Linked DNA regions of Homo sapiens: region 1 is linked to region 2. The links are chromatin loops, found by intact Hi-C in ENCODE. Cell type or tissue: Caco-2. All regions are shown on one strand. Links, peaks and the distances in the headings refer to the core of each region. The heading gives the core; the rest is flanking DNA.

What was found. Hi-C counts contacts between places; a loop is a spot of excess contacts. Peaks named below come from ENCODE experiments on the same cell type or tissue, not always from the same donor. Only the 100,000 strongest peaks of a DNase experiment are listed, where the experiment ranks them.
Region 1: a loop joins it to region 2, with 5 times the contacts of the local background. A loop is called at or near these places in 23 of 110 quality-filtered maps.

What each region holds. Positions count from the first base shown.
Region 1 is chr16:68,082,422-68,085,222 of GRCh38, forward strand. No RefSeq gene overlaps it. Among named protein-coding and RNA genes, the nearest start is that of NFATC3, 1.5 kb to the right of the region's middle. RefSeq lists an enhancer at 2,426-2,505 and a silencer at 2,786-2,801. In Caco-2, for the core only: a CTCF peak has its summit at 1,593; DNase peaks (open chromatin) are centred at 1,630 and 2,320; H3K4me3 peaks cover 956 bases.
Region 2 is chr16:68,327,606-68,330,406 of GRCh38, forward strand. It overlaps PRMT7 (protein arginine methyltransferase 7), which reads left to right. Exons shown (of 19, transcript NM_019023.5): 6 at 1,461-1,569. It also overlaps the pseudogene RNU4-30P. Among named protein-coding and RNA genes, the nearest start is that of PRMT7, 18 kb to the left of the region's middle. In Caco-2, for the core only: a CTCF peak has its summit at 1,208 (motif pointing left); DNase peaks (open chromatin) are centred at 216, 596, 1,166 and 1,566.

The DNA.
Region 1 (2,801 bases), core at 124-2,623, 250 kb before region 2:
TTTCTAAACTCTGAATTTCCTCAGAGGCTCCTGTTTTGCCTAATGGGGAACAAGGGACTGGGGCAGGCTAAACTGTACCATCCCATGGCTCAGAGGGCACTGAAGAACTTCAACAATGGGTGCTTGGGAACAGTCCTGTGGCAGCTGATGATAATGATGGCTTTCCCTAATTCCCAGTCTTGGGTGGCATTCATACAGGAGAGAGTGGTTGTACAGTGACCCACATAGCCCTTGTCCACCCTGGGGTTCCACCTACTGCACTGGTCCTGTGGGCCTCCTGGTTTCACAGGGCTCTCAGAGGGCTGAAGGTGGGTCCAGATGACCTGCAGGAGCTTTGGAACTGCCTGAAGAAGAGCTCATGGGGGTACATACTGGCCCTAGCTGGGGCAAAGGGCTGAAAGAGTATGTACATATCGGTGTATGTGTGTGGTCAGGCCCCTTCACAGGCTGCAGAGTTCCCAGCCGTTGCTGACTTTCTTACACACATGGTGACTCTCTTCCTGCAGTTGGTGCCCATCCCTGTCCCAGCCCTCACCATTCCTTGGTGAGATCAGAAACCCTCCCTACAATGTAATCTGTTCTAAGTGTTCTCCAGGTGCTCAGTGGCTGGGAAGACAGATGCATAGCTGAGCATTTGATGAGTGGTTGAATTTTTCAAGCCATCTACAGCTTCTCTGTGGTCCCTTCCCAGTGGAGGGGCTGACCAGCCCAGGGTCTCCCTCCTGCCTGCTGTCTGGTCTGACTATGGCTGATCCCATGATTTAGGTGAAGTCATGTCTGGAGGGACTTCAGATGAGCTGGCCAAGCCTCTGGGACCTTATACTGTATCAGGATCCTGTTACATGTGGTACAAATAGGTGGGCCAGCAACCTGCCTGAGGCAGAGGGCTCTAGAGCTGATGTGGCATTTGGGCCCCAAGTTCCACACTCAGGCCCTCAAGGTTGGAGATTTGCAGGCAGGACAGGTTATTGGGAAGGATAGTCCACCCGTCTAATGCCAGTTGTTCCCTCTCCTTGACCACATTATCTTCTCCCTCTGACTTCATTCACCCCTGTCCCAGTTGAATCTAGTGATCCATCCAGAATTCTGACCATGTAAATCCCCTGCTCTAAGTCCTTCCACTGCTCCCTACTGCCGTCAGGATAAAGTCCAGACACTTTGCAGTGGCCTGCAGCATTCTGCCCACTCATCCGGCCCCACCTTAGGCTTCTGCCCACTGCAGGTTACTTTATGGTTATCAAGTCTTTGGAAATCTGTTCTCTGCCTGGAATGAAACTTGCTCACTTCTTGTCTGTCACTCCGGTTCCTACTAACCCCTGTCAAGGCCCTGCAGCTAGCAGGCTTATGAACTGTCTCTGAGCTCCTGGCACAACCCTCATCTCTTTGTACAGTAATTATAGATTTGCTGGTCCCCTCTCCCCTACCCCTGAAGGGAGACTTTATCTCTGAATCCCCAGGAACAGCACAGGTACCGGTACAAAACACTGGGCAGAAATGAAGCAATACAAGATGAACGTCTTGGATGCCCTGGACATTCCCTGTCTTCCTGACCCAAGGTCTAGTTTGGCTCCCTCTAGGGCTCCCTGGTAGCTCAAGTGTCAGTCCAGACATTGAGACCTCGGCAAAGAGCTTCCCTTTACCCTCTCTTCCCACTGGCCTTTGTGGGCGGTGTGGAATGTGCTGTAGGCCTTGCGAGAGCGGCATTTCTTTTTTTTTTTTCTCTCTTTTTTTTTAACCTATTGTAGCCTCTGAGAGGGCAGCATTTTTGGGCGCACCTGCACCCAAGCCTCTGACAGTGCCCTGGGTTCCTCCAGCAACGCGCATCTAGGGATGCTATGCCCTGTGGGCCCTATGCCCGGGGCACGGAGCTAGGGGAGGCGGTCACCCTACTTCTCTCACGTCCCTGTCCACCTTGCGCCTCAGCGGAGCCTTAGGTAAACAAGCCAGGCTCCCAGTCCCCAAGGACGGCCTTCACCCCAGACCCCAGGAGGAGGCGTCTTGGGCCATCTCGGGAAGGCTAGCTTGCTCGGGAGGGGCAGATCACGAAAACGGTTCTTTAGGCAGTGTCACTTCCTCTCCACTGCCAGCCACCCAATTTAGGCGGCTCCATCCCTCCCGCTTTCATGGATATGCAGCAGGATGCAGAGAGCACAGAGCTGTGATTGGCACGAGCTCACAACGGGCTTTCCCGCTCAATCTACTCAACTTCCAGCAAGGGACAGGCCCTGCCCATTGGGGTTCGCTGAGGCCTCAAACGCGCATGCTGTCAAGGGAGCAGCTGCGGGGGCCCGCTAGTGGGGACAAAGGCGCAGCCACCGGGGCGAAAGCTCCGCCCCGCAGAGGGTGGGCCTGCGGCGACCGCGAGCTCAGAGTCCGGACTTGTCGCGCAATCTGTCTCCTTCGGTTCCACCCCAACCTAGCTGGACTCTCGGTCCGGTCCCTGCCCTCTGGAGACTCAGCCATTAAAGTTGAGGTGGGGGGATGAGGATGTGGGCGGCGTCCAGGTAACTCTGAGGGGCCCTGATGCCTTCCCTAGAGCCAGCCATCAGGAGTAACACGATGCGCCCCCACATCACCGAACCCAGAACCTCAGTGCTTCAGCACCCCTTCCTCGACATGAGCTCCGCCCAATGAGGAGAAGGGTCTTCTGCATTGGCCGGTGGTGGTCCCCTATCCAATTAGAGAGGCTAACGGCCTTCTCTCGTCTGGTTTAGAAGGAATCGCCGGGGGAATACAGGCCAAACTACAATTCCCGAGAGGTAGCTGGGCTCTGCGGGGGGGGGGGGGGGGGCGCCTGCGTG
Region 2 (2,801 bases), core at 121-2,620:
GTTTCACTTTTCGTGATTTCAGTTACCTGTGGTCAACTGAGGTCCAAAAATACTAAATGGAGCCAGGTGCGGTGGCTCACGCCTGTAATCCCAGCACTTTGGGTGGCTGAGACAGGTGGAAACCTTGAGTCCCAGAGTTGGAGACCAGCCTGGGCAACATGGCAAAACCCCGCCTCTACAAAAAGTAGCTGGGCATGGTGATCTACGCCTGTAGTCCCAGCTACTTGGGAGATTGAGGTGGGAAATTGCTTGAGCCTGGGAGGTGGAAGCTGCAGTGATCATGCCACTGGACTCCAGCCTGGACAATAGAGTGAGACCCTTCTCAAAAAAAAAAAAAAGAAAAATTAAATGGAAAATTCCAGAAATTATTTATAAGTTGTAAGTTGTGTACCATTCTGAGTATTATTACATAATTGTTCTATTTTTAGTTATTGTTAATTTATAAATTATTATTTATATTTATTATTGTGCCTAATTTATAAATTAAACCTGGTCATAGGTAAGCTTGGAGGCTGAAGCAGCTCCACTGTGAATGCTAATCCTCCACGCTGACTTCTGACCAACCCCAGCTTCAGGAATGCCTCTAAAATTTCCGCTCTCATGCACTTTGATGTAAATCCTGCCCTCAGGTCAGAACAACTTTGATGTTATCATAAATACATACTTACCGTAAATCCTGCCCTTCGTCAAATTCCCTGTGGTATGTAAGCCCTGCGTCTGAGCCATAACAGTGTGGGGGCCCAGTTTCTCACTGCCCGAGACAAGGCTTCTGTTTGTATGTCTCTATAAAGTGTGTCTTTCTGAGAAGCTGGATTTGCCAGTCTTTCCTCAGCCTCTCAGCTCCCGTGGCCTGTTGGGGTAGGTTTGCATAGAGCTGCCCACCATGGAACAGTATGTATGTATAGCAAAAAAAAAAAAAAAAAAAAAATGGTATACATAAGGGTCAGTACTGTCTGAGGTTTCAAGCATCCACCAAGGGTCTTAAAATGTATCCCCCATGGACAAGAGGCACTGCTGCACCATAAGAAAATAGAGGCTGTGTTCTGCCAACAGTGGGGATTTGGGACAATTTTGAGCCCAGAGGATGACCTACTTACTCACACCTACAGTCTGCTCTCCTCTGGAGGGCACAGCACGCCTCCCAGGTTCGTGAGGCAAGTCCCTTTCCTGGCTTTTTGGCGTCCTCTTGTGCGGTACTGACACCTACTGCTCTTACTAAGTAGTGCAGCCTCCTCAGGATCCCCGGCATCCCCGCTGTGCCTGGCACGGAATGAGAGTCCCTAATCACAAGTTAAAGCCAGCTGAATCTCAGCCCTTTTTCATGATGCACATTTGGAGAATAAAGTATTTAAGTTACATATCTTAGGACCAGAATCAAGGAATAGCTTGCTCACCTTAAAGGTCAGACTACTGTTTAATTTATTGCTCATTTTTCCTTGGGTTTCGGCTCTATTTTCTAGGTTTTCAAGCCTATGGCTGATGCTGCTGTGAAGATTGTGGAGAAAAATGGCTTTAGTGATAAGATTAAGGTTATCAACAAGCATTCCACCGAGGTGACTGTAGGTCCAGGTGAGATTTACACACCCTGTGTTGAAAGCTTTGCTTGCTCTTGTGTGAGAGAGGAAAAGGGTTATTCCAGTTACCTGGAACAAATCCAGGTCATAGCATAGAAGTGGGACCTCTCTGTGTGGAGCTCTGACAGTAAGGACTTGGTTTCTCTTGATGTTTATTTTCCTGCTAGTTAAAACTAGTCAACAAGGAGTAGACTAGAGCTAGTCAGGTCCAGCAATGGAGACGCAAACAAAACCTACATTTGCTTTAAGCAAATTGGAATTCTTATGGGGCTCAACTCTTGAGTTTCAACTACCAATAATTACGCCTTGGATAAACCTCATTGGCTACGATACTGCCACTGCTCAAAGCTCAACTCTGAGTTTCATCAGGCAGAAAGTACTTAGTTCTTTTATTTATTTATTTTTTTGAGAGAGAGTCTCACTCTGTCGCCCAGGCTGGAGTGCAGTGGCGCTATCTTGCCTCACTGCAAGCTCTGCCTCCTGGGTTCACCCATCCTGGCTAACACGGTGAAACTCTATCTCTACTAAAAATACAAAAAATTAGCCAGGCATGGTGGTGGGCACCTGTAGTCCCAGCTACTGGAGAGGCTGAGGCAGGAGAATGGCGAGAGTAGTTCTGACATTCTGCTTCTGCATACAACATGAACAATTTTCCTGTATAGCATTGTCTCTTAAGGTTTCCAGAATATGTATATGTACACACACACACACACACACACATATTTTTTTTTTGAGACGGAATCTCACTGTGTCACCCAGGCTGCATTGCAGTGGTGCAATCTTGGCTCACTGCATCCTCCACCTCCTGGGTACAAGTGATTCTCCTGCCTCAGCCTCCCAAGTAGCGGTGATTACAGGTGCCTGCCACCACACCTGGCTGCTTTTTGTATTTTTAGCAGAGACGGGGTTTCACCATGTTGGCCAGGCTGGTCTTGAACCCCTGACCTCAGGTGATCCGCCTGCCTCAGCCTCCCAAAGTGCTAGGATTATAAGCGTGAGCCACCATGCCTGGCCTCCAGAATATTTTTTATAGTCTAGAACTTTGTTTCAGTCTTTGAAAATTTCACATGCCACTGACACTTAGAGAACATAGTTGAAAGATTTGCAAAGGAAAAACTGTGGTGAAGTTATGGATAACACCATGGGTTTTTTCTAATTTTTTGTGGAGATAGGGTCTTACTATGTTGCCCAGGCTGGACTCAAACTCTTATGCTAAAGTGATCCTCC